2 separate regions of the Homo sapiens genome follow, and region 1 is linked to region 2. Evidence: read pairs that join two places in POLR2A ChIA-PET (ENCODE). Cell type or tissue: PC-9. All regions are shown on one strand. Each heading gives the region's core, and the rest is flanking DNA. Links, peaks and the distances in the headings are about the cores only.

Region 1 (15,624 bases), core at 5,155-7,654, 110 kb before region 2:
CAGCACATATGGAAATTCCTCAAGAAATATTGTGGTGAGTTGTTTAAGATAAAGTTTTATCAACCTTAATACATCCTATTTTTTCTGGAAGCTTTTTCTATTTTATTGATAGCCTAATAGTAAAAAGAACATTGTCAACATTCATTTTCACTTATTCAGCACAAATAGTTGTGACCTTGGCATTTCTGGTGGAGGATGTTGAATAAGGATAGGTGATGGCTGTTCTTCTATGGCACCTGTTCCTAGGAAATCTGTCCATAGTGTGACTCTTCCAGATGACTCTCTGATGTCAGTGTCACCTGCTCCATGAACAGAATGCCACTCATTGATAAATCCTTAGGGCTGGTGACGTGGCCACAGTGCCAGAGGTCCTGGGATGGCTACTCTTCAGTCTGTGTGGAGAGAATGGTCAGAACTGCCCTGGGTCTCGGGCTGGGTGCAGCAGCTCATGCCTGTAATCACAGCACTTTGGGAGGCTAAGGTGGGCCGATCACTCGAGGCCAGGAGTTCAAGACCAACCTAGCCAACCTGGTGAAACCCTGTCTCTACTAAAAATATAAAAATTAGCCAATCATGGTGGCAGGTGCCTGTAGTTCCAGCTACTCAGGAGGCTGAGGCAGGAGAATTGCTTGAACCTGGGAGGCAGAGGTTGCAGTAAGCCAAGATTGTGCCACTGAACTCCAGCCTGAGTGACAGAGTGAGACTCTGTCTCAAAAAAAAAAAAAAACTGTCTTGGGCCTCTCTCCAGGCCTTCGCCTGCTAGAGATACCCCTAGTTATCAGGAAGCACCATCTGGAAAACAAAGGCACTCACACCTTCTAGAACTGTGCCTAGAACCCAGAGAGAGAGACTTCTCAGCAGGCCCCAGAGGAGAGGTGTCTAGTGGTGGCAATGTGGCCACAGTTGGGGCCACCCTGTTCAGGCTTTCTAGTTAGCTGTCAGTGAACAGTTACATGGTAAAATCACTGCTGGAAGAACACACAGGCTACTGAGCTAGCTCAAGCAATCACAGCAAAGCAAGTGGTGATGTGAGCCCACGCCATGTACTGGGCACTGAGCTGGGGGTAAGAGGTGATGTGAGCCCAAGCTGTGTGCTGGGCACTGAGCTGGGGATAAGAGGTGATGAGAGCCCATGCTGGGCACTGGGCACTGAGCTGGGGGTAAGAGGTGATATGAGCCCGTGTCAGGCACCAGGCACTGAGCTGGGGATATTTGCCTCATGTACTTCATCCTCACAGATCATCTGTGATGTGAAGATTTGTAACAATAGGGTTTTGGGGTTATAAGTTGCAGAAATGCACTCTCCCTTAATATAAAAAGAGATTTATCAGAAGGATATGGGGTAGCCCACAGAATCAGAGGAAAGGCAGTACCAGGCCTTGGGAAGAACAGGAGCCACGCAGCCCTGAGTCCCAGGGAGCTGGAACTGGTAGGCTTGGTGGCAGCACTGAGCCATGACTTTTTCTCTGTCCAAAAGTCAAAGTTTCAGCACTTGGAGAGTGTTTTCTTTCCCTCCTTGTACCATGTGTCTACACCCCACCAGGGAGGCCAGGCATCTTGATTAGTATCCCTACCCACACTTCATGCCGTCAGGCAGGGAGACTTCTCCAAACAGAAGCTGAGATATTAGAAAGAAGGAGTTGTCCATCTCAGAATTATCAGTCCCAGTTTACAGATGAGAAAACTGAGGTATAGAAAGGTTAACGTACATGTGCCTTGCCCAGGGTCAAATTGAGGCCAGGGTTCAACTCATCCACACTCGAGGCAGAAAAGAGGCAGCCTCAGATGCAGTTCTGTTTATGTCTCATCAGCCAGATATGTCTCTGTAGTTGAGCCATGCAGGGCATGGATGAGGGTGGGAGATGGAAGTCCAGCCATTAATCATTAATCTACAGATCACAGGTTACACCATTCTCTCCAAAGAGGTGGCATGAATTGTTCAGATAAATGGAAGAGAGTTCCAGGTAGAGGGAGCAGCAGGGATATGGTAAGACTCTCAGAGAACATGGTGCCTCTATGGAGGACAGCAAGACCAACCTGGGGAGAAGGAGGCATGGCTGTGGGGAGCCAGAGAAGATTTAGGGGCTCCTCGTGCAGCTGTGCCATACCAGGGAGCTGGGCCTGTCCTGGGGGTATTCAAACTAGGAGTCACATGGTCAGTTTTGGGGTGTGGAAGGCTCCTGCAGGCAGCCAGGTAGAATTCTGCCAGGTGGCAGTCAAGAACTTGACATGGAGGGACTCTTCTGTAGGATGTTCTCCCAACATTCACAGGAGAGCCACAAGCAAGATGACTAGAAAACAATGCCAAGGTGTGTGCACTTAGCCACTGGTCCCATGGGATGTTCACTCTAATCTCAGGCCTTCAGCAGAAAATTGGGTCTGAGTGGGCTGGAGGTGGGGGATTTGTTTGGCAGAATGGGGTGTTGAAGAGGTCCTGGCACTCCAGGTTAGGGGAAGGGTAATTAGACTCTGTATTGAGGGACACATCTCATCCCATCTCCCTCTTTGTCAGCTGAACACAGACCCTTGTTTGTCATCTCCCAGGGCCTCTGTGTGCATCTCCTGGGGTGAGAATGGAGGGGTAAGTGTGGAACGTGGCAGCAGCTGTGCGTGGGTGCAAGGTGGTAAGGCTGAGAGAATGGAGCTGTGGACTCCAGAGAGGCCAGGTCTGCATTCTCCTCTCCCTGCTACCATTTAATCATTGTACCTGAGACATTAAGCTTCTTTGTGGTTCTGTTTCTCAGTCTATAAAATGAAGAAATACCCTCGGTTGGGAGGAAGTGTCCAGCTATGGATAGCTTGCACTTGCGCAGTAGAAGCACTTTCTACAGATGCGAACTTGTCTAGTCGAGGTGTTTGGTGATACTACCACGTACATGACATCTGCCATTGAAAACCTCATGGGATTTTACTAGGAAACATTTTTCAAGTCATGTCAGTTACAGACTGTGGTGAGCACTGCCACCAAGTTTATCTGATTTTTAAAAATACTTTTGCTCTTTTAAAGAATCAGAATGTACGTGAGAACCTGAAGACACTCTACAGACTTACAATGGACCTTTGCTCTAAACTGAAGGCAAGGCATTTTATTATAATTTCTGGCTGACAGAGGCTCACAAGAGATGTCTTTTCATTGGCACCCGCACTCCCAGGGAGTTTGAATGTGAAGGAAACGAAACGTTGAGTTCTAAGAACAAATTAACCTGTGCATTACTCAGAAAAGGGTTGTCTAGAATGATAAGAACTGAAGTTTTAAAAATGCTTTCTGTAGGTTGAAAACAATTGTAATATTTTTTAAAGCCTCTTTTTTAAGTGGGATGTTTCCAATGCCATAGTTAATGTAAAAGCTGAGCATTGATTTTGATTAATAGTGGGATGGACATAGCTTCACTCAACCAGAGTCTTCCTGGGAAGCAGACAGCCACTGCAATGAGCCACCAAGAAGAGCTGAGTGGAGGGACTGTGTCCAGAGGCCAGGGAGGGCAAAGGGAACCAGCCAGAAGGAGAAAGCTCCAGGGACAGGCAGTAGCTCAGCCTGTTTCCCTCCCTCCTGCCCCCTATGCCCCATCTGAGAGCAGAGGAGTGGCCCGGGTGATGTGACCTGGAGGAGCCTGCCCCGCCTTATGGGCAAGGGCAGGGCAGAGAATGGGTCTGGAGGGGCAGGAGAGAACATGAGGGCAAGAGTTGGAGGATGGAGCCTGGGACTCTCTAATGGCAGCAGGAAAACTAAAAACAATGAGACTCATGAAGAACACAGGAAGGCCCGGATAAATAGAGATTCCATGCTCTCAGGGGAGGTGGCCTGGAATAAAGATTCTAATGTTCCTCAAATTAATCCATAGTGGCAGTGAAAAATCAATGAGAATTATTGGTAAATTTTGGGAATTCAGTAAGCCTATTCTGAAATTAAAATGGTAGACTAAAAGTCCACAAATGCTTAAATCAATCTTAAAAATGAAAAAGAGTGAAGAAAATTGAGGATGGGGCTTGGCCTATCAGAATTTCTTTTTATTTCTTTTTTTCCACTTCCAATGTTTGACTTGAACCTATCTATATTTCTAACTATCTCTACTAGATCTTGGTAATAAAATAGCCTACTTAAGGGAAATAAGAGTTCATTAGGAAGAGCAAGTAAGAGGAGTCGAGGTTGGGTGGGAGACCAGCCATGCCCATGATAGGGGTCACCTTAATTCTAGCTCGACAAAATTTAGGCTTTTTGGTTGGGTGCGGTGGCTCATGCCTGTAATCCCAGCACTTCGGGAGGCCAAGGTGGGCAGATCACTTGAGGTCAGGAGTTCAAAACCAGCCTGGCCTACATGGCGAAACTCCGTCTCTACTAAAAATTTTTAAAATTAGCCTGGCATGGTGGGGGGTGCCTGTAGTCCTACCTACTCAAGAGGCTGAGACAGGAGAATCACTTGAACCCTGGAGGTGGAGGTTGCAGTGCGCTGAGATCACGCCACTGCACTCCAACCTGGGCAGCAGAGCAAGACTCTGTCTCAAAAAAAAAAAAAAAAGTAGGCTTTTCAACAAAATGCAGATACAATAATATTTAAATTGACGTTGATGTTATTTCTTCCTATTAAACAGGATTATGGTTTATGGCAACTATTTCGTACTTTGGAGCTTCCTCTGATACCAATTTTGGCAGGTAAGTTACCATAAAGATGAAGTACAGCCATTTTTCTAGAGGGTTCTTCATATTGTTTGGGATGAACATTTCTCCATACCTTACTTAGGAGTAGATAGTATATCTCATGGGCACCAGAGAGGTAGCAAGCCTATTATTTTCCCTTTCTGTAGTGAGGGGTTGGACTGCATTCCCTCTTGGTGTGGAAAGACTCGAGGTTCTGACATCTTGGTCATATGGGATCCCTTCTGTGCTGCCTGGCCAAGGAGGAGTAGGCTTCTCTAGATGTTTTATGTGTTAGTGGTTGTCTCTCATTCTGGTTTGCTGTCCTTATAACCTTGAGAACCTTCCTGCAAGAACTGATGCAGGGCTCTCTTCTGCCTTTGCCTTTGACCGCAGGTCCTGATGGGCACCACGTCAGCCAGGGGGCATTCACAGTGTGGGAAGGGCCAGGCTGGCCAGTGCGGTCCCCTCGCCCACTCCCACCTCAAAGGCCAGCTCTGTCAATGCGCCCATTTGCCTGTATGACACAGGGATCCTGACAGATCCTGTGCAGAGGTTGGCATGCAGCAGGTGCTGAGTAAATGGCAGTTGCAGTCATTATTGTCCTCATCAGGGAGCGAAGCATTTTAGTCTTTAGTAAAAAGAATACATTAATGCAAATATGATCTGGTTTGGGTTTCGAATCACAGTGATGGAAAGCCATGCCATTCAGGTGAACAAAGAGGAGATGGAGAAGACGTCAGCACTTCTTGGGGTAAGTTATTATTCCAGATGGTTTGTACTGGCCATCTCTTTCCTGCATGAGATAGTTGTTCCCAGTGGCAGGTCTAGAGTAGATTCTCCTTTTCTTCTCTTCCTTGTTTGGTGTTGACAGTGTTTCTCCCTCTTTCTGACGCCTGCAGGGGAGAACCAAGCATTGAAAAGACCTAAACAGCATCTAGTGCGTGTGTGTCCGGGGAGTTCTTTAATGGCTCCTCAGGATCCTCCTCAAAAGTTACGTTTTTCTTACAGGGACATTGTCCCCTGTAGTTTGGTGAAGGAATTCTTGGGTTTCTTGAAAAACAAAAATACAGAGATGTGTAAAGATGCATGAAAAAATACTTAAAAATGCTCTACTTCAGTTTTCTTAAGAAAACACATGTAGGTGGAGAGTGGGAAAATAGACACAGAGACTGGGAAGGGTGAGCAGTGGCGGGGCGGGGCAAAGATGAAGAGAAGCAGGCTAAAGGGTGCAAACATACAGTAAAATAAAAGAAATAAATTCAGTGTTTGATAGCAGCGTAGGATGACTGTACTTAACAAAAAGGTATTGAACTTGAATGATGGGTGCTCTGAATACCCTGACGTGACCACCACACATTATATACACGTAATACATTTTCTCATGTACCTCATACATCTGCACAAATTTTTAAAAAGGCTAAAGCACATGCCAGGAGCATCTTTAAAATAAAATGTTTAAAGGAAACCCCAATATAACCATCACCTGGTTCAAAGCACAGACTTTCCAGAGTCCTGTGTGCTTTCCCTATCAGAACCCCTTTCTTGCTGCCAAAAGTAACTGCAACCCTGACTTTTGTAGCCTTTTCATCGTTGCTTTTCTTTCTAGCTTTCCCACTTCAAAGCCTAAGCAATGTAGTTTAGCTTTGCTTTTGAACTGTAAGTAAACAGTGACTTACGTGTGGCCTTTTACCCAGCCTTCTACATCTCAGCTCCACCTGTGTTTCTGTGTGTCACTCAGTGCTGTGGAGTTTCCCGCTGTGGACTGTGCTGCCCTTGGTGTCTCTGTCCCACTGCCGATAGGCGTGTGGTTGTTTCCAAGTGGCAGTCGTTACAAACCACGCTGTACCTCTGAGTGCATTCCCTGTGCCTGTGGGCACAGGTTTCTGTGGGCTGTGAGGTGACTAGTGCTGCTGGGACACAGGGAAGCTGTTGCTTAGTTTTATTCAATAATGCCCAATGGCTTCCCAGAGTCTCACCCATGAGAATGCATACGGGATCCCATTCTTGCACATCCTCACTTCCCCTGGGTGCATCAGACTTTTACATTGTAGCCATTTTGGTGAGGCTATAATGATATCTCATTATGAGTTTTGTTTCTATTTTCCTGATTACTAATGTCAACCAAGAAGAGGTGAAAGAGCAGACTGCAAAGCAGTTAGACAAGGCATTCCTGGGGTCTTAGAAACTGCAATTCAGGAGACACAGGTTCAGCTAAAGGCCAATAAGTGTTCTGAAGAGAGGAAGGGGAGTTGAGATTTTTAAAAGGAAGCTAAGGGCGAATACACAGTTGTTGTGAAAGAATTATCATTGTTGGAGGCGGTTGGCTTAGTACATGAGTCCGTTGAGCTCATTGGTTGTCGCTCTTCAGAAGGTGCAGCACTGGCAAAATCTAGCTGTTTTCCAGGATGTTGTGGTCATTGCAGTTGAGCCCAGTTCAGAGGTTCAATTCAAGTTCCTGTTTTTTGTTTTTGTTTTTGTTTTTCAGCATTTCAGGTCATGCAGGCAGTCCTTAGAATGGCTCCCTGACTCTACTTTAGAGCTCTGGACCAGAGTGATATCATTTTTGTATGTCACATTTCACATTAGTGGGATCGATTAGCTTTTCATAGCATCATTAGCTTTTAGGAATTTCTTTTTGTAAAGGATCTGCTCAAGTCTTTTGCCCATTTTTATATTTTTTCTTACTGATGTATAGGATATCCTGATGTATTCTGGATACAAGCCTGTTTCCTATACTTTCTACCTCTGTCTTGTTCTATGTGATGTTGGATCCCTTTTCTAGTCTTAATATTGTTGGAGAATTGATTCTTTCTTTCCCATTATTTTTACTACTTTAAGTTTGTTTTCTTACCTTTGGGGGAGGATGCTTCTATGAGCCTAGGTATTTCACCATGAGGCAAAATATGTTTATTTTTATTTTTATTTTTTTGTAGAGATGAGGTCTCACTATGTTGCCCAGGCTGGGCTCAAACTCCTGGGCTCAAGACACCCACCTGCCTCGGCCTCCCAAAGTGCTGGGATCACCGGTGTGAACCACCGTGCCTGGCCAAAGTGTGTATTTTTATGCTTATTTTGATAAATTATAGGTTATTTATTACTCTTTTAAGAGCTTTCTTTGGGAATTTTGTGTGTATGTGTTTGTTTGTTGAGACAGTGTCTCACTGTCACACAGGCTGCAGTGCAATGGCACAGTTATAACTCACTGCAACCTTGAACCCTCGGGTTCATACAATCCTCCCACCTCAGCCTCCCAAGCAGCTAGGACCACAGGTGTGTACCACCATGCCTGGCTAATTTTTTTTTTTTTTTTTTTTTTTTAGTGGTGGGGTCGCACTATGTTGCCCAGGCTGGTCTCAAACTCCTGGTCTCAAGTGATCCTCCTGCCTCAGCCTCCCAAAGGGCTGGTATCACAGGCATAAGCCACCGTGCCCATCTCGCTGTTGAGAATTGTTTGATGAACAAATTAAACAATCTTAAATTGTGAAAACTATGAATGAAATTAATTGTGTGTATCATATTTTCAGGCTCGTCTCAAGGAATTGGAGCAAGAAGCTCATTTTGTTGCAGGAGAACGGTTTCTTATAACGAGCAATAACCAGCTTCGAGAGGTAAAGCTGAATTTTGGTTCTTTCATAAAATGTATTTCTTATTCAGGAGTTAAAGGGAGATTTATTTTGAATTTATAAGTATTATTTTATGTCAACTATCTGAAAAGTAAGTTTTTCATGTTCTCTCACAAGTAATGAACACATTGAGATTCATTACTTCAAAGCCTTTAACTTGTAGAAAAGTACTAAATGAGAATTTAAGCATGTTGTAATGTCTGTTTGGGTGTGTCTTCTCTGGCTGTTGGCATGGGCTCTGCTATAGTAATGTTCTGTTTCTCTCAAATGTGAGATTCCCTCACCATGTTTAATTTGTTTTGTTGAAGATCCTCTTTGGCAAGTTAAAGCTGCACCTGCTGAGTCAAAGGAACAGTCTCCCCAGAACGGGGTTGCAGAAATACCCGTCTACATCAGAAGCAGTGGTAAGGTTTCAGAGTTATCCTTTTTCTTTTTAGAATGACAGCATGTCTGCACCACATGTGTGCTGACCTTCAGACCCACCCGAGACTCTCAGGCCGTCCCCTCATGCTGGCAGCAGTTTCTGCAGAAGAGGGGCTCCCCACACCAAGGTTGCTTTTCTCGCTATGGACCAAGGGAGAGAGGCAGACAGTACACTTTTGCAGAAGCAGTTAATTGGCTTGACTTCCTGAAAAGCATAATTTGGTGGAGTTTTGTTCTTAAAACCAATTTCTTGACAATCCAGTCACAACCTCTTTGCTTCGTGTCCCCAAGAGGAACTAGAAACGGGTCATCAGTCTTCTCCTTTCCTCAGATTTATTTTAGAGAATTTTACCTACCCCTCTCTTGAGAGGAATCAATTTTTTTTGAAGACAAGGAGTAGTGAGATTGTGCTGTGTTGGAGTGGGAGAGTATAGATCGATATTCAGAAGACAGTGAGTGCTTTTACTGAAAAGACACAGAGTGGAAGTCAGTAAATAAGTGAATTCATGTTATTGTGAATATTGGTTACTGTGGTGAGAACCAGCTTCTGAGGCTCCAGTTTGTGCTTTCTGTGCTCTGTCCAGCATTCGACTTTGTAACAGAGGAAGGTTTCCTTCTAAGATGTCTCCTCTGGCCCTATTCCCTCTCCAGCACCACGTTCCTCCAGTCTCCGCCCTGTGAGGGTGTCTTAGAGTACAGGCCCTCAAGGAGCCTGAGCTCGTTGACTGTGCCTGCACTTGGCCTTTGCTGGTTTAATGGACAGTTACTGGGTGAATAATGGACTCCCACAGAGGATGCTCCACTGGAGGGACTTGAAACTGCCCTCTTCCAAATCCTCTTCTTCTTCAAGCTTTCTCCACCTTAGTGAAGGGCCCGTCCTCCTTCCAGGTCCTTGGGAGCCAGTACAGAGTAGTAAGTAAGAACAAGGGCAGTGGGGTCAGCCATCACTGGCCAGCATGGTTTGGACAACATGAAAACATTGCTCGACTGCTCTGTGCCTCAGTTTCCTGATCTATAAAAGAAAAATAATAATAGTACTTTCCCTACTGGAATCTTGTAAGGCTTCAGTGTGTGTGCGTGTGTGTGTGTCCATGTGTCTGTGTGAAACAGCACTTAGGACCGTGCCAGACGTAAAAGCTCTCAAAAGACCAGTAAGCATCGGCCATTCTGAGAAAAGTCCTGTGAGTCGTCCTTGACTTTCCTTCCGCCTCCTCTCACAGTGAGTGTCAAGGTCTCTACCCACAAAATAGGTCCTGAGCATGCCTCCTTTTCCCCATTCCCCCGTCTCTACCATAGACCTTTCTCACTTAGATCCCTCCAACCATTCTTGCCCCTGCTGCTCATCCTTCACACCTAGAGTGATCCTTTAAAAGCATTGGAAAAGTCACGTTACTGCCCTAGGACTTCCAGTAGCTTCTATTGCACTTAGCATCAAATCTGAGCTGCAGAGCGTATCCCCAGGCCCGTGCTCTGGCTGTGCCTTCCTGGCCCGGCACCTCCTCTCTCCCCCCACTCCAGCGCCTGCTGAGCTGCCTGCAGCTCTGTGCGCCAGCTCCTTCTCTGTCCCCAGACTCGTGCCACAAATTTTTCCTGCTTGCTTCTGATTGTCAGCTTAAACATTGTGTTCAGGAGACCTCTGGTCACCCAGACTACAGTAAGGCCCCAAGTCACAGCTGTTTCTTCACCTTGAGTTATTTTCTGCACACAACTCACCACTACCTAAAGTTTATCTTAGGTGTGTGTTTGCTTTTCCATTAGAATGTAGGTTGTGCAGATCAAAGACTTCAGTTTGTTCCCAGAACCAAACCAGCTCCTGGTGCTGAACTCAGCATCTGTGGTGTGTTCGTGGAGCACTGGGTCATATAAGATGGTTCCTGGAAGCAGCATCTGTCTTGCTGTGGAGACTAAGGCTTGGGTCTCAACACCACACAGTGGACATGGGCAGCATGCCCCAGAGCTCCAGCAGGGAGCATCCCGCACCTGCACCTGAGCTCACCTCTGTCCTGGCACCAGCTGGCACTGTTGCCCTTCCCTTTGCAACTCCCTTCCCTCTCCAGACAACCAACAGTGCAAGAAAGGACGCATCACTCTCTTCTGGTGCCGATGTGCTCTCTTGTTAAGACAACAGCTTTCACGAGGAGCTCATTTTTCTCCCATAAAGACATGATGAGCATAAATCATATTAGCCTCACTCTTTGATTTAACTGAGGAAGTCAAGTTGCTCATTCATGCATGTGAAAAGATTGGCTTGTGCCAGGTATGTGGCCAAATTCAAGATTCAGATTTCTTCTCATGACTTCTCTCCATCCTCCCTTTCCCCTTCCTGGAGGCCTTGGTGAGCGTTGTGGCTCCTCTCACCCCAGCGCCTGTCCCCTCCCTGCCCTTTTCCTCCATGAATCCATGTTTGATGTCGGGGAAACCAGCTGATGGTATCCCCTGTGTCACACACACATTTGCTGCTGCTCAGCTCCCCCAACTACATGTAGCCCTAACAGTGCATGACTTTTCTTTTGTTCCTGGGATGTTCCCAGTGCTTAGTACAATGCCTGGGACATAGTGGATGCTCAAGAAGTCACTAATGAACCCTTCAAGTTTTGAGACGTATTATTTTTTTCTCATTGTTTGACTCTACATATTTTCTCATTTCTGTTATAATTCTTTGACCATCGAGTTGTCTGGAAGTGTGTCTTAACATTTCCAAATGTGTGGGGGATTCCCAGATAGTTTTTGTTATTGATTTCTAAAAAAAAAATTTTTTTTGAGACAGAGTCTTGCTCTTGTCACCCAGGCTGGAGTGCAGTGATGTAATCTCAGCTCACTGCAACCTCCCCCTTCCAGGTTCAAGCGATTCTCCTGCCTCAGCCTCCTGAGTAGCTGGGACTATATGCACCTGCCACCACACCCAGCTAATTTTTGTACTTTCAGTAGAGATGGTGTTTCCCCATGTTGGCCAGGCTGGTCTCAAACTCCTGACCTCAGGTGACCTGCCCACCTCGGCCTCCCAAAGTGCTAGGATTACAGGCATGAGTCACCATGCCTGGCCTTGATTTCTAAATTAAATGAAGTGTGATAAGAGAACACAGTCTATGCAATGTCAGTTCTTTGACACTCACCTCAGGGTTCTCAGATGCTCCTCGTGGGCTGAAGAACACATGTCCCCTTGTACCTGTGCAGTGTAGTTTAGAGTCCTGTGGTACCTAGCTGGTCCACTCACTCCTGCTGGGGTATAGTGGGAATTCCCTCCCCTCAGCAGGCACATGATGAGTGGGAAACAAGGGTCCCTCCCTAACGAACTGAAGGAAGCTTTGGTGTTTTTTTTCTGCAGTGAAGTCACATGTTCTCAGAACATCATAAGGAGTTCAAACTCTGGGAAGATGGTCCAGCCTTGGGGTCAGGATTCCTGGACCAGCCACTCATCATTTCTGGGAGTTGCTTCTGCGACCCCTTGACTAACTGAAGTGATGGGGTCTCCAGGTCATGTGTGTGCACTGACCCACTGCTGGGCATCCAGTATGTGGGATACAGCCGTGAGCAGGACAGATGCCCTTCCTGTTTTATTCAGCAAACACTATTGTGGCCCTGGCTCTGTGTTAGACACCGTTGATGGTTTAGTGGGGAAAAGGTCTTTATCATCATGGAATATCTATTCCAGCGAGGAACTGTAACAGGGTTCTCTAGAGAAATAGAACCGGTAGGATATATGCAGATATAGATACAGATAATAGGTATATGAGAGGGGATTTGTTAGGGACATTGGTTCACGCAGTTGGGGGTGCTGTGAAGTCCCACGATAGGCCTTCTTCAAGCTGGAGACCCAGGGAAGCTGATAGTGTGGCTCAGTCCAAGCCTGAAAGCCTTGGGACAGGGAAGCTGACGGTGTAACTCTGAGTCCAAGGCTGAGTGTCGCCAGTGTGTGTACTAGAGTCCAAACACGGGAGAGTCTGGAATTCTGGTGTCCAAAGGTAGGAGAAGGGTGTCCCAGATCCAGAAGAGTGAGTGAATTCACCTTTCCTCTGTTTTTCATTCTAACTGGGCCCCTAGCTGATTGGATAGTCCCTGCCCACATTGACGCAGGTCTTCCCTGCTCAGTCCACCAACCCACATGCCAGCCTCCTCTGGAAACACTCGCACAGACACACCCGGAAATAATGCTTTACCAGCTGTCTCATTATCTCATAACCCAGTCAAGTTGACACCTAAAATTAGATATTATAAGAACCATCCAGCAGGATAAGAGCCATTAAGGTAATAACAGGGAGAGTGACACACTCCAGACTGAGTGGTCCAGAGAGAACGCTAAGGAGTTATGTGTAAGCTGAAGCTCGAAGATCAGGAAGTGCCTATGCAAGGAATAAGAACAAGGCCTTGCAATGGGAAAAGGCTCAGGCTGCTCAGGGGCTGAGGCTGGAGCCTTGTGACTGAGAAGAATGGGAGGGATGGGGTTGAGGTGAACAAGGACCCAATTCTGCTGTGCTTTGTAGGCCATGGGGAGGAATGTAGATTTTTAGAAAAATGGGTAGCCTTGGAATTGTTTAAGTAAGGGAGCAACTATGATCTTAGATTTTTTAAAAATAGACTTTAATGGCCATGTATGGTGGCTCACACCTATAATCCCAGCACGTTGGGAGGCTGAGGCAGGAGGATCACTTGAGGCCAGGAGTTCAAGACCAGCCTGGGCAACATAGTGAGACCATTTCTCTACAAAAAATTTAAAAATTAGCCAGGTATGGTGGTGCACACTGGTAGTCCCAGCTATTCGTGAGGCTGAGGTGGCAGGATCACTTGAGCTCAGTAGTTCAAGGCTGCACTGAGCAGTGATTATACCACTGCCCTCCATTCTGTGCAACAGAGTGAGACACTGTCTCAAAAAAAAAAAGACTATTTTTTAGTTTTAGGTTCACAGTAAAATTGAGCAGAAAGTACAGAGAGTTCCCATACTCCCTGTTCTGTACTCGCTGTTCTGTACACACATGTACAGGCTCCCCCTCTATCAACATCCTCGACAGAATGGTACCATCGTTACAGTCAGTGAACCCACACTGATACATCGTTATCGCCCAGAGTCCGTAGTTACACAATATACTCTTGGACTGCTCTTGGGTGTAGGGTTCACTCTTGGTGTTAGACATTCTGTAGGTTTAGACAAATGTATGATGACATACATCTACCATTACAGCATCATACAGAGCAGCGCCACTGCCCTAAAAATCCTGTGCTCTGCCTATTCCTCCCTCCCTCCCACCAGCCCCTGACAGCCACTGTGCTTTTTACTGTTTCCACAGTTTTGCCTTTTCCAGAATGTTATAAAATTGGAATCACAGTATGTAGCCTTTTCGGATTGACTTATTTCACTTAGTGGTAGGCACTTAAGTTTCTTCCATGTCTTTTCACAGCCTGATAGTTCATTTCTTTTCAGCAGTGAATAATATTCCATTGCGTGGATGTATCACAGTTTATTTTCCATTTACCTACGAAGAACATCTTGGTTGTTTCCAAGTTTTGGCAATTACAAATAAAGCGGAGATAAATATCTGTGTGTAGGTTTTTAGGTGGACATAAATTTTCAGCTTATCTGGGCAAGCACCAAAGAGTATGATTGCTGGATGAAATGATAAGAGTACATTTAGTTTTGTAAGAAACCGCCAAACTGTCTTCCTGGGTAGCTGCACCATTTTGCATTCCCACCAACAATGAATGAGAGTTCAACAATGAATGAGAGTTCCTGTTGCTCCACATCCTTGCCAGCACTTGGTGGTGTTGGTGTTCTGGATTTTCACCATTCTAATAGGTGTTGGGTATGTTTTTATAAGATCACTCTTTTTTTTTTTTTTTTTTTTTTTTTTTTTTTTTTTTTTTTGAGACAGAGTCTTGCTCCATCGGCCAGGTTGGAGTGCAGTGGCATGATCTCAGCTCCCTGCAACGTCCACCTCCCAGGCTCAAGCAATTCTCCTGCCTCAGCCTCCCGAGTAGTTGGGACTACAGGTGTGTACCACCAGGCCTGGCTAATTTTTGTATTTTTAGTAGAGATGGGATTTCACCATGTTGGCCAGGCTGGTCTCAAACTCCTGACCTCAGGTAATCCACCCACCTTGGCCTCCCAAAGTGCTGGGATTACAGGCGTGAGCCACCACACCCAGCCTTTTTTTTTTTTTTTTTTTGAGACAGAGTTTCACTCTTGTTGCCCAGGCTGGAGAGCAATGGTGTGATAGCAACTCACGGCAACCTCCACCTCCCGGGTTCAAGCAATTCTCCTGCCTCAGCCTCCTTAGTAGCTGGGATAATAGGCATGCACCACCACGCCTGGCTAATTTTGTATTTTTAGTAGAGACAGAGTTTCTCCATGTTGGTCAGGCTGGTCTCCAACTCCTGACCTCAGGCGATCTGCCCACCTCTGCCTCCCAAAGTGCTGGGATTACATGTGTGAGCCACCATGCCCAGCCAAGATCACTCTTTTAGCTGGTTGGAGAATGGGGGATACTCATTAGTAGGCTGTCACTGCAGTCCAGGTCATGGCAATGAAAATGGAGCAAAGCAGATGGAAAGCAGATGGATTTTTAGAGGATTTTTAGAACAGAAAGGACCTTGTGATAAGTTCATGTGAGTGTGAACAGAAGTCAGCATGTGGAGTAGTTTTGAGTTTTCTGAGTTGTGCACTTGGGCAAATAGATACAGCCACTACTCAGGGAAAACTGGAACAGGAACTGTTTATGGAGGGGGAGGTCCAGTGTTCAGCCTTGGATATGTTAGGACAGAAGTGCATATGACACATTGATGTGCCGTATCACAAAACAGCAGTTGGGCCTGTGGGACGGGGCTCAAGACAAGTCCCATGCTGGGAATCCACACTTGGAAGCTGCCAGCTGATTTTTACTAAAGTCGCCCTGGGATAATGGTCCTCTGCCCTGCCCGGAGATTTGGAAAACACGGATGCCCAGGCCCACA
Region 2 (15,624 bases), core at 6,814-9,313:
AGGAAGGAGGAGGAGATGCCGCCACGGCTGCGGGGCTCAACTCCCTACGCTCAGGAGCCCTTCTGGGGGCCAGACCACATGGCAGCTTCAGCACAAGCAGGCCTCCCACCCTCAGGGACCAGGTCTGCAGCGACTCACACCTGGGCAGTGGCAGCTGCCTGGGGCCACCCCACCCCCAGCACAGCAAGACCCGTGGCTCTGGGCAGTGTGGGGCATCCCGAGGCGCTTCAGCCCTCAGCTGCCCGGAGCCTCTCGTCAGGCCTGCAGTGCTCGTCCAGTGAGGATGTCCTCCTTCGCCCAGCTCTGGCCCCAGGCACTGTCAGCCCCTCCCGCCTTCCACGCCCCCCACTCCAAAAACAGAGGCTTCCAAACACACAGAAATCCCAGGAGCCCCAGGCCCCTGAGCAGTGCTAGGGCCCGGCCTGGCTTTCCCCGGGCCTCACCACGCAGAGTTTGAGTGGTGGGTGCCCATGGGGAGCGGGCAGGGGGCCAGCACTCGGGGAAGCCGCACCAGCCACGTGACAGCAGGGCCCAGGAGGGCGCTTCAGAGGTAGAAGAAGTTACATCAGAGTTTCTACAAACGTATAAAATTCACGTCAGTGCACATGTGCAGAGCAGTGAGATCCCAGGCTGGAGGGATGAGGTGGGCCAGGTCAGGCCCACCCACCAGGCACCCGGCCTCCAGCCCCGGGGGAGGACACACCTACCCCCCAGTGGCCTTCAAGGGCGCCACCAAGCTACACATTGGCCTGGCAAGGGTTCCGGGCAGCTCCGCCCCAGCCTGGCAGGCACACCAGTGCCTCTGCTCACCTCAGGGGCGGCAGGGTTCTGCACACAACCACCCCGCACACCCTTCCTGCCATCTCTACCAAGTCCTGGCAGCAACAAAAAAGGCCAAGCGTCTCACCACCCACAGGGCAGTGCAGCCAAGGAAGAGGTCACTCACGGGCGCAGATGCCACCAGAATGAGAGAAGGCCACACTGCCCAGGACTCTCAGAACCCCCAGGAGGGGGATCTGCTAGGATCAATATCAAGGAGACACTGGCAGTCCCTGGGCCTCCAGGCCCTGCCCTGGCGTCGGTGGGCTCCAACAGCCACCCCCAAGCACCCTGCACCCCAGGAGCCCGAGGCTCCAAAGGCACAGGACCAAGGGACGCTGGCAGCACCCCGACATGACACCCCCAAGACCTGACTCCACCTGGCCCGCCCTGCCCCTCCTGCCCCCAGCATGCCCCGCACCAACTGGGACCAGCCCCAGGCCAAACCCAAACCAAACCAAAAGAGGAAAAAGGCACAACTGTTTGTTTCCATTTTGCTAAAACACTTTACGTCTGTCTGTATATTCCAGATTAACAAAATCTGAGCTGCAAGAAAATAGGGTGCCGATTTCTGTACAGTCTACAAAACTCCCATCCCCAAGCGGGGACCGGGCACCTCCAGGGAGGAATGTACAGGGGAGTGGGGTCTGTACAGTGCTCTGCACACCTCAATTGCTAACAGGACAAAAGGCCCTTGGACGCAGGGCTTCTCTGTCCCTTCGCTCGCTTCTGAAGCGCCTCGTGAGAAGCATCCCTCCATGGCCCTGCACGTGGCCTTGATGCCTGGGACCCAGTTCCGTGGCCCACCCTGCCTGCCACGACCCCTCCCCAATTCCCCCACACAAAGGGGTCTGGGCAAGTGTTTATTCTTCTCCTGCCACCAAAGCCAGGTCCACTTCTAAGCTGAATGTGCAGCCTGTGCCACCCTCCACCTCTGTCTCCCCTTCCAGGCCACCCCCCCCGCCCCCCGTCCAGGGCAGCCCCTGCCTGTGACCTCAGGAAGGAGAGACCAGGAGCATGGCCAGCGGAAGCCGAGGCGGCCACCCCTCTTCCCACCCAGCCCAAGGCAGCGCCCTGCCCCTCCTCCCGGAGGCTGCGGACTCCCTTGCCCCCCACCCTGCCCACACTGCAGGCCAGGGCTGGGAGGCGTGCTCCATGGCAGGAAATGACATCCAATCAGGGTTTCCCTCCAGGTTTCCAACAGCAAAACGCTCCACCCACCCGGCCACCCACCCCCATCACACTGGGCCAGAAACTGTGTCTTAGGGTACAAACTACCGTTTTGTCCCAAGAATTAAAGTCATGCAGAGTGCTATTCTGTCTAAATAACTTATTAGAAAATGTGTTGGTTTCAGGCTGGGAGAAGCTGTGGGCTGGGCGCTGTTGGCAGCAGCCTGGGCTGATAAGATTCACAGGGTGGACCGTCAGCCAGAGGCAGGAGGTCCCCGGGGACATCTGGGAGAGGCCAGCACGATCCAGTGGGCACTGGGGAGAGGGGTCCCATGGACCCCCACCCTGGCTGTGCCACGGACGCCATGGGAGTCACCTGGGTGATGACACCAGTCAGCACAGCCCAGGCAGGGGAGGGGCCGGAGCCAGAGAAATGGAGGGCGTCAGAGCAAAGCAGGTGTGGACAGAGCCGGGCGGCGCGGGGCAGACCAGGCCCTCCAGGAGGTGGGGGCAGGGGCAGGCCCTCCCACAGCCAGCTGGGGGCTGGGGACAGGGGCGCTCACCAGCCCGGGTCTCCGGGTCCAGTCTGGGCAGGGCGGCAGGGCGGGGCTGTGTGCATGCGGCATGCTCAGCCGGGCCACACCCTCGGCATGCGCGGAGCAAAGCAGCGCCGTGGCCAGCTGGGGCCTCCACAGGCAGTGGCGCTGGGGCCGCAGGCGGGGCCGGAGCCTGGCCCCGGGATCTGCTGCAGAGGTTCTGTGCTTGGTGAGCAAGGCTGGGCCTTCCCCAGTGGCGGCGGGCAGGGCAGCGTCATGGACAGCCGCGGTGGTCCAAGATGCCACTCTTCAGGTGGCAAGCCGCCCAGGCAGGTGGGGAAGGGCGAGGGGCTATGGCGACAAACAACCCACCCCCACCAAAGTGTCGCCGAAGAACAACAGCCCCGCACCCCCCGGAACCAGCCAGACAACCGCAGGATGTTGAAAAGGGGAAACCCAACACAAACGCCAATTGAGCGTCTGAAAGCAGGCCGCGCCGGGCGGCGGGCAGGCGGGCAAAGGCGGACAGGGCGGCCGGGGGGGCGGGCGGGCGAGCGGCGGCGGTCACTCCTCGCGCAGCTGCAGGCGGTAGCGGTGGTAGCGGACCTGGAAGAAGAGGCGCTCAGCCAGCGAGAGGGTCATGCCCGGCAGCACGTAGTGGTCACTGGCGCCCATGTGTCTGAAGCCCAGCGACTCGTAGAGCTTGTGGGCGGCCACCTTGACGGCCGTCGTGCCCAGCACCACCGCGGAGTAGTTGTGCACCACGGCGAACTCCAGCACCTTCCGGCCCAGCGCCTTGGCGATGCCCTTGCCTCGGAAACGTGAGTCCACAGACATCCGCAGCAGCTCCACCGTGTTGTCCTCCTCGTGGGCCCGTGCAGCCACAATGCCCACCACGTTGCCATCCAGCACGGCCACCCAGAAGCAGGAGCCTGCAGGGGATAGGGCGGTCAGGGACACCCGGTGAGGAAGGCTGGGGAGACCCCTCCACCTCTGGGGTGAGACAGGGCCCTTGGCACTGCCCCCTCCAGCTGGACACCAAGCCAGGGCAGTGGGACACCCAATCCCGGCAGCCCCCGGGGCCTAGCTACCAGCTCTGCTGGAGCCAAGGGAGGGGGCAGCCACTATTCAGGACAAGCAGGTAGAGCCCCCCTCCAGAGCTCCTTAAGCAGAGAAAGCCAGCCCAACACCTGTTACCCAACAGGCCAACAGCCAGGACCCACTCAAGCCTGGAGGCTGCGCTGCTCAGAGTAGTGGTCAAAGGCCCGAGTCCCTCCTCTGAGACCAAGAGCTGGGGCAGGCTTTGCCCAGTCAGGCCGCTGCCCTCTGCCCAGCTACTCCCAGACCAAATGCCTTGATGGCCCGGGCCACCCTGAACAGGCCATGGTGCAGCCAAACTGCTGTGGCTTCTGGCCACCCAGGGTCACCCGGGCCATCACGGCAAACTCCAGCACCCACAGCAGAGGGCCGCAAAGGGCAGGGGTCAGCAAAGTGCGTCCAGAAGGCTCCCTGCAGCCCAGGAGGAGCTTTCCTATAAATCCAAGTGGGGGACAGGGGATGGCCCCTCTGGCCCCGGCCTCTCCTGGCAGTAGGCCAAGTGGCCAGGCCATCACCCCATCCACAGCACGGCCCAATTCTCACCTCGAGTCAGGCACGAAGCCAGGAGGTGGCGGTCGTGGGGGAGGGGAACCGGCAGGGGAGGAGGAGAGGTGCAGGGGCAGGTTGGGGCGGTTGTGGGAGGGAACCTGCAGGCACTGGCCACAGGGGAAGCCCAGCCACCTCCAGCAGCCAAAGGCAGAGGTGGCACCCAGAGACCTCTCTGAAGACCAAGGGTTTGGCCAGTGGAGGGCCACACAGCCTGCCTGTGGCCCATCCAGCCTCCTACTCAAGGAGGCTCTGCACCTGCCCCGAGCCCCGGGAAGCCCTCCCATCCCTCCCCATTGCCCCTCTGCACAGCCACCAGCCTGCTGGCTCCATGAAGGGGACCTCTGTCTCCTTCACTGCTGGACACTGAGGCCTGGCAGGCAGCTAAAGGGGTACTGAAGGCCCTTCAAGGAGAAGCAGCGTGGGGGGGAGCCACTGGGCACCGCTGCCATCGCCACAGACACGAGCAGCTGGGCCCTCCAAGCTTTGTGCAGCTCCAGGGTTCCCAGGAGGGCTGCCCCTCCTCGGCCCCCTGTCCTGGAGCCCCTGGGGTCTCCCACACCCAACCCCCCATCTCCCTACCCACACAGCATCTCTACCTCCAAGGAGGGGATCCTGGACCAGTATCCCTCCCACCAGCTGGCCTGCCCACCACCCAGGGGTTCTGCCTCTACCTACCCAGGCAAGACGAGAGATCAGGGCCATCCCAGAAGTAGCAACCCCCAGCACCATGTGGCCCTGGGCACACCTCACTCCTCCCAAGACTCGGTTTCCCCATGTGCACAAGCAGCTCCCAGAATCCACCACGGGCCATCAGCAGCTATCCAGCCTCTGCCCTCGTGGGGTGTTCCTGCAGCCCTGCCAGCTACCCCTCCACTCCCTCACACCAGGGAGGCCACGGCCCAGAGGGAGCAGGGCCATGCCCCGTGTGCCCACCGGAGCCCCCTGTGTTGCTGTGGCCTGTGCTTCCTCATGGCCCGTTTCCCCTCCCAAGCAGAGGCTGGCCAGGGCTCAGGGGCTGCTCAGATGCTCTGTTTGGGTTTAGGAAAGGGTCAGGGAGAGCAGCAGGCACCAAGGCCGTGGCGCGGGGGTGGAGCATGGCAGCCAGCGGTGCCAGACACTGCCCCTCCCCTGACACTGACCGGGCTCCTGACAGACCCTGCCCAACCCTTTGGGCCACACTCTGTCCCTCTCGTTGGCCTACAGACGCTCCAGGATCGCAGAGAGCCTCCCACCCCAGAGAGCAGAGTCTTCACCCCTGCGGCATCCGGCATGGGGGAACCGGTGTGGCTCAGCGGCTGGGGGCCAGCCCGAGGGTGGAGAACAACCCCCACCCCCCCTAGAGCCCAGACCCAGCTCCTCCAGCTATAGAAGGCCACAGAGGCTGGGACAAAACCCTTCAGCTAAGCGGCCCAGCGATCAGGCCAGAAGTGAAGGCCAAGGCTCAAGGTCAGGTCCCCTGCCCCCACCCCATCCTCTGTGCCCCAATAGGGTCCCCGGCCCCTGCCACACAAGCCCTCTCCCCCCAGGACCCTGGCACTGCAGGCAACCCCATCCCCGCAAGGCACACCAGATGGGACCCACAGAGCCCAGCGGCCCTTGCCCCACCGCAGCAGGCGCCAGGGAGACGCATCCACAGCAGGGAACGGTGGAGCCACTGCGTCGCAGGGCCAGCTCAGGTCACTCAGCGGGAGGAACCGGCCGTGCCTCCCCCAGCCCCGCTGACACCGGAGGCCTCGGTCACCCAGAAGGCTCAGGTCACAGGGGCCCCGGCTCAGGCCCACCCACGCCGGCCCTCGCCCAGGCCTGCCCTGAGGTCGCTGGAGTGCGTGCCCCCGAGGGCTGTCTGGGGCGGAGGTCGGGGAGCGGCGGGAGCGGGACTCACCGGGCGGCTTCATGTAGTACTGCTCGATGTCCGCCATGTCCGTGTGCAGCGCGCACTCCAGGTAGGCGCGGATCACCTTGCGGCTGTAGTAGTAGCGCAGGCCCAGCAGCGCGGCCGGCACCAGGCACGTCAGCAGCAGCGAGCGGCTCACGGCGAAGCACAGCGCTGGGGGCAGAGGGCGCGGGTCAGCGGCGCGGCGGGGGTCCCCAGGCCCCAGAGACGCCACCCCGGCGAAGCCCGCTAGGGACGCCGCGCCCGGCCGCGCTCCTGGTGGAGGAGCCGGGGTCATCTCGGGTGCTTTCTACTTCTCCCTATTTCCAAGCTTCCTGCGGTGAAGACAGCCACCCCACCCACCCCCACCGCCTGGAATGAGCCTCGGCGGGTCTCTGAGCTTCCAAACACGGCAGGACACCCTCGGGATGGCCGGGCCGGGAAGGACTCTGCCCACGCTGGCCTACTGAAGCCAAGGTGGGCAGATCCTGGCAGGGAGCTGCCCCGCAGACCAGGCCCCGCGCGGGGGAGGGGGGAGGGGGGAGGAGGAAGGGGGGTGTCCCACGTTCCAGCCTCGGGCTCCAGGACCCCCTCTTCCCAGGGCCCCAGCAAGAGCCCTTCCTGGCCAGCGTCCGGGAGCTCTGAGGGCAGGGACAGGGCAGGGAGGCCCCACACCGCTTCCAGCCGCATTTCGGCTGCCGTGACCTTGGGGGAGTCGCGTCCTCCCTACGCGGCCTCAAGCGCCTCATCTGTAAAATGGGAGCGAACCCCCTCACCCCGGCAGGAAGCTCTGAGGGGAAGGGCACCCAAAGACGCTGAAGGGGCCGCCCTCTGCGACCGCCCCGGCTGTGCCAGGCGCGCGCACCCCCCGCGGCGCCGGCTGTCTTCCCCTCATAAATTAGCACCGAGCGGGAGGCGGCCTCCCCCGCCCGCAGATTATATTTAGGCACTCGCCGGGGCCCAGCCGCGGCGGGCGCTACCTGCCCTGGCACCCGCCCCCACCCAGGATGCCCGGGAGGGGACAGGGGAGGCGGTGGGGGTGGGGGGCTGCGCGGCGGGGACGCAGGTGCGGACCCCGGACCCTCCCCGGCTCCGGCCCGCTCGGGGCCCTGCGCCCATCCCCACGCCCATAGCCAGCCCTGCGCGGGGCCCGGCGCGGCAGAAAGCGGGGGGCTTCCCAGGCTGGTCCCCGGGAGCCGGGCGCGGGGTCCGCGTGGACGCCGGGGCGGGGGAGCTCCGCGCCGGCCCGAGGGACTGCGGCAGCCGGGGGCCCGGCGCACTGACCCGCCAGCAGGGCGTAGAGCAGCTGCGCGCGCGGGTGCTGCCGCAGGCCGCGGAAGGCCGTGTTAGGGATGCGCTCCATGATGCCGTCGTAGAAGATGCGGCGCGCCGCCTCCTGCTCGGCCGCACGGAACTCGCGGATGCACACGCCGCGCCCCCCCGGCGGCCCCGCGCCCCCCGCCCCGCCGTGAGGCTGAGCCACCGGGGCAGGTGGGGGCGCGGGGGGCGCGGCGGCCGGCCCGGGCGCGGCGGGCAGCGGGGGCCACATGGCGCCGGCGGCGGCGAGCAGCGCGTCCTTCTTGGCCCCCGGCAGCGCCTCATGGTCCTCGGCGGCCACGATCTTCGTCTCGCAGACCATGTCGGGAGGCCCACAATGCATGCACCCGGCCGGGCGGCGCGGCAGCGGGGACGCGGCCGGGCGGCGGCGGGCACGGCCGGGCCCAGGGCAAGGGCGCGGCGCCCTCGGACCCGCGGCGGCGGCGGCGGCGGCGGCAGCGGCGGCGGCGGCGGCGGCAGCTCAGGGGCGCGGGGCGGAGGCGGCGGGCGGCCGGGGCGCGCGCAGGGAGCTGCGCCGCATTTTGGAGAAGTATTTATAATGCGGCGGCGCCGGTGCAGTCGCGGCGCCCGCGGCCCGCAGGGTCCTAGCGTCCACTGCATTGGCTGCCGGGGGTCACCATGTGATCGCGGGGGTGGGGGAGACGCCGCCCCCGCCTCGCCGGGTGGCTCGCTGGGCGCGACGGGGCGGCCGGGCAGCGCGAGGGGCCCGGCACGGGCGGGGGCGGCGGCGCGGGCGGGGGCTCCTGGCCCGGGGGCGTCCGGCGGGGCTCGGGACCCGGCCGCGGAGCGCGTGATGGGCGCCGCCCGCCCCGCCCCCCGCTCCCACGCCGCGCGCCTGGGAGCGCCCCGACCCCGGGCCCGACCGCTGGCGATCGCGGCGCCACGTCCTCCTCCTCCTCCTCCGCGGCCGCCCGGAGCAGTCACGGCAGCGTCTCCCGCTCCGTCTCCTGCCTTTGTTTGAAAGCAGCGCCCGCGGTGGACCTGGGGAGAGGGCGCCGCGGCTGCCCCGGCCCGGAGCCCCCGGGAAGCCTCGTCCGGAGCCGCACGGGCAGCCGGAGTGGGGACGCGGAAGGGCGGGGTCTGCGGCCTGGCGCGGCGCCCCCCTGTCCGAGCCCCGCAGTGGGCACGGGGATGCGGGGCCCGCAGGACCCCTCCCGGCCCGGCCCCCGCCCCCCGCGGCCGCGCATGCGCCCCGTGGCCTCGGTGCAGGTGCAGCGGGGGCTCTGCGCCTTGTAGGACCTGCAGACGCCGCAGGCTGGGGCGGAGAAGCTCAGGTGCGGGGAGGCGGTCGCAGACCCCATCCTCGGCGCTTCTCGAACCTAGCCCCCTTCAGTTCTGCGCGACCTCCCAGCACCACCCCGAGGGCTGCCGGAGCAGAGCTTCCCCGACATGCGCGGGCGGGACGGGGCCAGGGGTCCAGGCCTGGGGACCCGCAGTCTGCGTTGTGCGGTGGAGTTGGGGCCAGCCGGGCAGCTGAGGTCACCTGAAGGCCAGGAGGGGCTGGGCCTGCCCGTGGACGTGGGAGTGAGGCCGCAGCGCCCTGGTGGGGTGGGGAGGGGCGGCTGAACTGGTCCACAGCCCCGTCCGCCAGAGAACGGGCCCTGGAGAGGGGCAGGGGACGGGGTGGGGGCGTGGGGGGGAGGGGAAGCCAAGCTGGGAAGGCGCCCCCTCAGTGTCTGGGGCCCGCTGTCAGCTTTTCAACCTAAAGGAGAAAACAGGCAAAACGAATAGAAATAGTTTGTTGGGGCCAAGTTTGAGGACTGCAGCGTGGAAGGACAGACTCAGGTTGGTCTGAATGCACGCGCTCTCATTCGCAGCAGTTGCAAGTGCGTTTTTAAAGGAAAAATGAAGACGCAGCTCCTAAATTCACCAAGAATTTGCATTAAAATGGCATAAGCTATTGATTGGTGTACATTATTTGTCACAAATTCCAGGAACATGAAGATGACGCTGAGGCGGCCAGGCGGACACTATAGGAAAGAAAAGAAAGAACAAAATGCCTTCCAGCAGTTGCCCCGGGCGTGAGTGGGGAGGCGGGACTGAGGCCCTGTACTCAGGTGTCTCTGGGCCAGATAATCTTTGAGAATCCCACATAGCTCCGGCTATTTTTCTTTTCTCATTTCTCGTGTTTGATCAAAAATTTTCTCTTCTCAAAGCAGTGATGATCGACATTCTAGATGTAAGTTTTTCTGCTGGGAAGGCTCATTCCCGGGCCATCTCACCCCGCATGGGGGGAAAGAGGACAGGTGCGGTGGGCGCTTAAGAACTTCGTGAGGCCTCAAGGCCAAGGTTGATTGGCACGGGGTCTGTCAGGCCGTCTGCTATGAAGGAGCCACGCATACCGGATGGCTTCTGAGCATCTAGCTAGCATCCTCGGGGTTTTTTGGTTGACTTTGGACATCTAGAAACACAAAGCCTAATCAATTTAAGAATGAAAAATATGGGCCGGGCGTGGTGGCTCATGCCTGTAATCCCAGCACTTTGGGAGGCCGAGGCGTGTGGATCACGTGAGGTCAGGAGTTTGAGACCAGTCTGGGCAACATGGTGAAACTGCGCCTCTACTAAAAATACAAAAATTAGCCGGGTGTGGTGGCAGGCGCCTGTAATCCCAGCTACTTGGGAGGCTGAAGCAGGAGAATCACTTGAACTCGGGAGGCGGAGGTTGCAGTGAGCTGAGATCGTGCCACTGTACTCCAGCCTGGCAACAGACTGAGATTCTGCCTCAAAAACAAGAAAAGAAAAAGAAAAAATGACACAAATAAGGGCAACTATTAACAATTTGAAATCTAGAACTGAAGAGTGCTTCTATTTTTGAAGGTAACCAGATACCTATTTTGTCTCCTTCTGGTCCTGGCCTGAAGAACAAGATGTTGAAGTTCTCCAGTGATGGAAACGACCTCTCTGGCGAGGCTGCCTGGTGTGGTCCCATCTATTGTGGTTGGAGGAAGTCCTATATTTGATGCTTTTCTCATGAAATCTCCAGGTTGGAGACCTTGAACTTTCATGTCTTCATCTCCTGAGAACTCGCCGTTAACAGAATCCTTAATTAATTTAGAATGTGCAGTGAGAAGCTCTATAGGGTCTCGGCAATAATGAAGAATATCGCCTTTAAGGGGAGCTGGTTTGGAGGCTCCTTCATCCAGGCACAGGGCCTTCCTGGTATTATTTCAAAGAGAGAAAGCTGATGTTTTCCAAACAGGGCAGAACCCCAGTTCAGCACCACAGTGGAAACACCTTAGGCCAGGGAGTGTTAGAAGCTGGTTTCAGCATTGCAGATGGGTTTTCTATTATCCCACCTGTGCGTTCCACAGTCTGGAAGATGGAGGAGGGCTGCAAGCACAATGGGAATGCCAATCCCTCCAATCCCAACCAGCTTTCACTATGCAAGGTAAGATGTCAATCAATCTTTTTTCTTTTTTCTTTTTTCTTTTTTTCAGAGAGAGACAAGGTTTCTCCATGTTGTCCAGGCTGGTCTGGAACTCCTGGGCTCAAGCGACCCTCCCACCTCAGCCTCCAAAAGTGCTGGGATTACAGGCATGAGGCACCATGCCTGGCCAATAAATCCTTTTTTTTTTTTTTTTTTGAGATGGATTTTCGCTCTTGTTGCCCAGGCTGGAGTGCAATGGCACCACCTCTGCTCACCACAACCTCCACCTCCTGGGTTCAAGCAGTTCTTCTGCCTCAGCCTCCCGAGTAGCTGGGATTACAGGCATGTGCCACCATGCCCGGCTAATTTTGTATTTTTAGTAGAGACAGGGTTTCTCCATGTTGGTCAGGCTGATCTCAAACTCCCAACCTCAGGCGATCCGCCCGCCTCAGCCTCCCAAAGTGCTGGGATTATAGGCATGAGCCACCGCGCCCAGCCCAATAAATCTTTTATAACGTCTCACAGTTTACCCCATTCTCTTTCTTTCCACAGCTTTCTATATCCACTCTTATCTATCATTCGTTTTTATCCCTTCAACTAAACCTTTAAAAACCTCTAGACAAATTTACTCTTCCCATAACAAAAACCACATTTTCATGCCTTCTTTATAATCTTTACCAAAGACATAACCTATTTTTCTTACATGCTCTGTATTCAGAATTGTTTCTTTTACATCTAGTAGTTTTAATTATATATATAAACTACAGTGTTTTTTGAGACAGGGTCTCCCTGTTCTTGCTCAGGCTGGAGTGCAACGGTGTGATCTTGGCTCACTGCAGCCTCTGCCTCCTGAGCTCAAACAATCCTCCTGCCTCAGCCTCCCAAGTAGATGGCACTACAGACCTGCACCACCACGCCTGGCTAATTTTTGTATTTTGTGTAGAGACAGGGTTTTGCCACGTTGCACAGGCTGGTCTCCAACTCCTGGATTCAAGTGATCTGTCTGCCTTGGTCTCCCAAAGTGCATTAACTACAATTGTAAGTCAGTAACTTCAAGTTTAGTGAAAAACCTAGGAAGGAATTTTGAACTGTTTTATATCAGCATTTTTAGATGGAAACCATTTCTTTTTTTTTTTTTTTTTTTTTTTTTAGAGTCTTGCTCTGTCGCCCAGGCTGGAGTGCAGTGGTGTGATCTTGGCTCAGTGCAAGCTCCGCCTCCCATGTTCATGCCATTCTCTTGCCTCAGCCTCCCGAGTAGCTGGGACTACAGGCTCCCACCACCACGCCCAGCTAATTTTTTTGTATTTTTAGTAGAGATGGGGTTTCACTGTGTTAGGCAGGATGGTCTCGATCTCCTGACCTCGTGATCTGCCCAACTCAGCCTCCCAAAGTGCTGGGATTACAGGAGTGAGCCACCGCACCCGGCCCATTTAATAATTTTTTAGGAAGATGTTTCCTCAATTTTTTGCTTATTAACAGATCTAAATATTTTTAACTTTTCTATACCATATAAAAATACAATGCCAACGTATATCAATTTAAAATTGTGTTTAATGATTGTTTCAGTATTTTAACTGACTTAAAAATAACCTCAGACATGTTGTGGCCGGGCGCGGTGGCTCATGCCTGTAATTCCAGCACTTTGGGAGGCCGAGGCAGGCGGATCACGAGGTCAAGAGATCGAGACCATCCTGGCCAACGTGGTGAAACCCCGTCTCTACTAAAAATACAAAAATTAGCTGGGCATGGTGGCGGGCGCCTGTAGTCCCAGCTACCCAGGAGGCTGAGGCAGGAGAATCGCTTGAACCCAGGAGGCGGAGATTGCAGTGAGCTGAGATCGTGCCACTGCACTCCAGCCTGGTGACAGAGCAAGACTCTGTCTGAAAAAATAAAATAAAAATAAAAAATAACCTCAGACATGTGATTGATATGGTTTGGCTCTGTGTCCCCACCCAAATCTTATGTTCAATTGTGATCCCCATGTGTCGGGGAGGGGCCTGGTGGGAGGTGACTGGATCATGGGGGTGGATTTCCCCGTTGGTGTTCTCACGATAGTGAGTGAGTTCTCACGAGATCTGCTGGTTTAAAAGTGTGTGGTGCTTCCCCCTTCACTCTCTGTCTCTCTTCCCCGCTCTGCCATGGGAAGATGTGCCTACCTTCCCCTTCACCTTCTGCCGTGAGTGTCAGTCTCCTGAGGCTTCCCAGTCATGCTTCCTGTACAGCCTGCAGAACTGTGAGTCCATCAAACCTCTTTTCTTCATAAATTTCCCAGTCTCGGTGGTTCTTTACAGCAGTGTGAAAACAGACTAATACAATTATTACCTATTAATTTAACATAACATGATTTTAATATTAAGTTACTGAAAAAGATTTTTAAGCCAGGTACAATGGAACCTGCAAATCTGGTAACTTAGAAGGCTGAGGCAGGAGGATCACTTGAGCCCAGGAGTTCAAGGCTGCAATGAGCTATGATTGCGCCACTGCATTCTAACCTAGACAACAGCACAAGATCCTATTTTTAAAAAAGTAAAAATACTGCCAGACGCGGTGGCTCATGCCTGTAATCCCAGCACTTTGGGAGGCTGAGGCGGGTGGATCACGAGGTCAGGAGATTGAGACCATCCTGGCTAACATGGTGAAACCCTGTCTCTACTAAAAATACAAAACATTAGCCAGGCGTGGTGGTGGGCACCTGTAGTCCCAGCTACTTGGGAGGCTGAGGCAGGAGAATGGCGTGAACCTGGGAGGGGGAGCTTGCAGTGAGCCGAGATCACGCCACTGCACTGCAGCCTGGGCGACAGAGCAAGACTCCATCTCAAAAAAAAAAAAAAGTAAAAATACTTTTGTAACTATGAAAAGTTCACTTATAAATTTTTATCCCATTTACATTCACTTTACTCATTCTTCTTCTTTTTTTTTTTTTTTTTTTTTTTTTGAGATGGAGCTTCGCTCTTGTTGCCCAGGCTGGAGTGCAATGGTGCAATCTCAGCTCACTGCAACCTCTGCCTTCTAGGTTCCAGCAATTTTCCTGCCTCAGCCTCCCAAGTAGCTGGGATTACAGGCATGCGCCACCACACCCAGCTAATTTTGTATTTTTAGTAGAGACAGGGTTTCTCCATGTTGGTCAGGCTGGTCTCGAACTCCCTACCTCAGGTGATCCGCCCACCTTGGCCTCCCAAAGTGCTGGGATTGCAGGCGTGAGCCACCGTGCCCAGCCAACTTTACTCATTCTTAACTATTATGCTTGATTTGTCCATTAAACAAAGCTAGCCATCATCTCAAGTTATTTCCTTTTTAATAATTTTTACAGCCTGAAAATGTGAGGCAGTGACCACATAAGTGAGAACCCCAAAGTTTCAAACACAGGCATTTCACCAATCAGAAGACACCGTTGTTTTCCTCTAACTAACAGTATCAAAGTAGTCTTACCTACCAGAGGTTTCCTCAAGTCATGTGAACTCAAAGGCAGTTGAGTTGGTTTCTATTTTTCTGATAAAATATTTTATTTAACACCTACTTTTTCTTTAAACCAAGTAACTAATTGGTGAATTGGTTAATTAACTAGAGCACCTTCATACCCGTTGGTAGTGAAATATCACATGCATATGACACATAAACATAGAGACATAGAGACACACAGACAGAAGCAGATCCTGTAGGGGTATAAGATTCTTCATCTGTCAGTTTTCAAATTGTTTCTCGACCCCCTTTAGACTATCAGTCTCTTGATTACCTGTTCCACTGCCCTTAACAATCGTTAGCTAAGAAACCCTCAACTTATACTTCCAAAGACGTGATTCTTAGGAGAAACAAGGTAGAAAATGTATATCTCAAAGGCACAGAACTTAGAGCTAAACACTGTTATTTCCTGAGACAAAAAAGAGCACAGATAATTAGGTCAAGACAACACCGCATTGCTTGAGGCCAGGAGTTCGAGACCAGCCTGGGCAACATTGTGAAACCCCATTTCTAAAAAAAAAATTTTTTTTAATTAGCCAGGTGTGGTGGCACATGCATGTAGCTACCCAGGAGGCTGAGGTGGGAGGATCCCTTGAGCCCACATGTTCAAAGCTGCAGTGAGCTATGATCGTGCCACTGCACTCCAGCCTGCATGACAGAGTGAAGCCCCGTCTCTGTCAAAAAAAAAAAAAACCATAAATAAAATGAAATAAAAAATTTTAAAATACCAGGAAAAGTATCTTTTTTTTTGAGATGGAGTTTTGCTCTTGTTGCCCAGGCTGGAGTGCAATGGCACGATCTCGGCTCACTGCAACCTCCGCCTCCCGGGTTCAAGCCATTCTCCTGCCTCAGCCTCCTGAGTAGCTGGGATTACAGGCGCCCACGACCACACCCGGCTAATTTTGTATTTTTAGTAGAGACAGGGTTTCTCCATGTTGGTCAGGCTGTTCTCGAACTCCCGACCTCAGGTGATCCGCCTGCCTCGGCCTCCCAAAGTGCTGGGATTACAGGCATGAGCCACCGCGCCCTGCCCAGTAAAAGTATCTTAAACAAAAGTAAGACTTGCTATGTAAATGTAAATGTTAAGTCAATATCTTCCTTATCCTCAAAGTTTCTAGTGGTTTAGAGAAAGAGATGTCCTTAGAAATGGAGATTTCCTTTATAGATGTCCATGTCTTTTACAGAGTCTCAACATAGCCAGCTAAACATCAGAAAGTTGCATTCTGGCAGACCCCTTTAGTGAACAGGGCACAGAAAGCATCTGCAGCGTTCAGGAGCTGCTGTTTAAATATGCGAAGAGCAGGCACAGCTGGAAGGCACAGCATCCAGATCTTTAAGTATCCAGGATCCCATCTTTACACCAAATCCCCAGTCCCCCAAGAGAAGAAACCCCATGGGACCGGGCCACACGGTGT

Evidence for each region. ChIA-PET counts read pairs that join two places held together with the same protein. Peaks named below come from ENCODE experiments on the same cell type or tissue, not always from the same donor. Only the 100,000 strongest peaks of a DNase experiment are listed, where the experiment ranks them.
Region 1: POLR2A ChIA-PET joins it to region 2 with 5 read pairs; 3 of 35 experiments call an interaction of 5 or more read pairs at or near these places.

Annotation. Positions count from the first base shown.
Region 1 is chr4:2,163,718-2,179,341 of GRCh38, reverse strand. POLN (DNA polymerase nu) reads left to right here. Exons shown (of 26, transcript NM_181808.4): 8 at 1-34; 9 at 3,008-3,076; 10 at 4,591-4,651; 11 at 5,323-5,387; 12 at 8,161-8,244; 13 at 8,568-8,663. Among named protein-coding and RNA genes, the nearest start is that of HAUS3, 71 kb to the left of the region's middle. RefSeq lists an enhancer at 4,698-5,897 and a silencer at 11,574-11,633. In PC-9, for the core only: no CTCF peak of the experiment used is centred there; no DNase peak of the experiment used is centred there.
Region 2 is chr4:2,051,593-2,067,216 of GRCh38, reverse strand. It overlaps NAT8L (N-acetyltransferase 8 like), which reads right to left and starts at 7,890. Exons shown (of 3, transcript NM_178557.4): 1 at 7,330-7,890; 2 at 6,055-6,219; 3 at 1-3,457. The coding sequence starts at 7,705. The coding sequence ends at 3,090. RefSeq lists an enhancer at 72-685. In PC-9, for the core only: no CTCF peak of the experiment used is centred there; no DNase peak of the experiment used is centred there; H3K4me3 peaks cover 602 bases.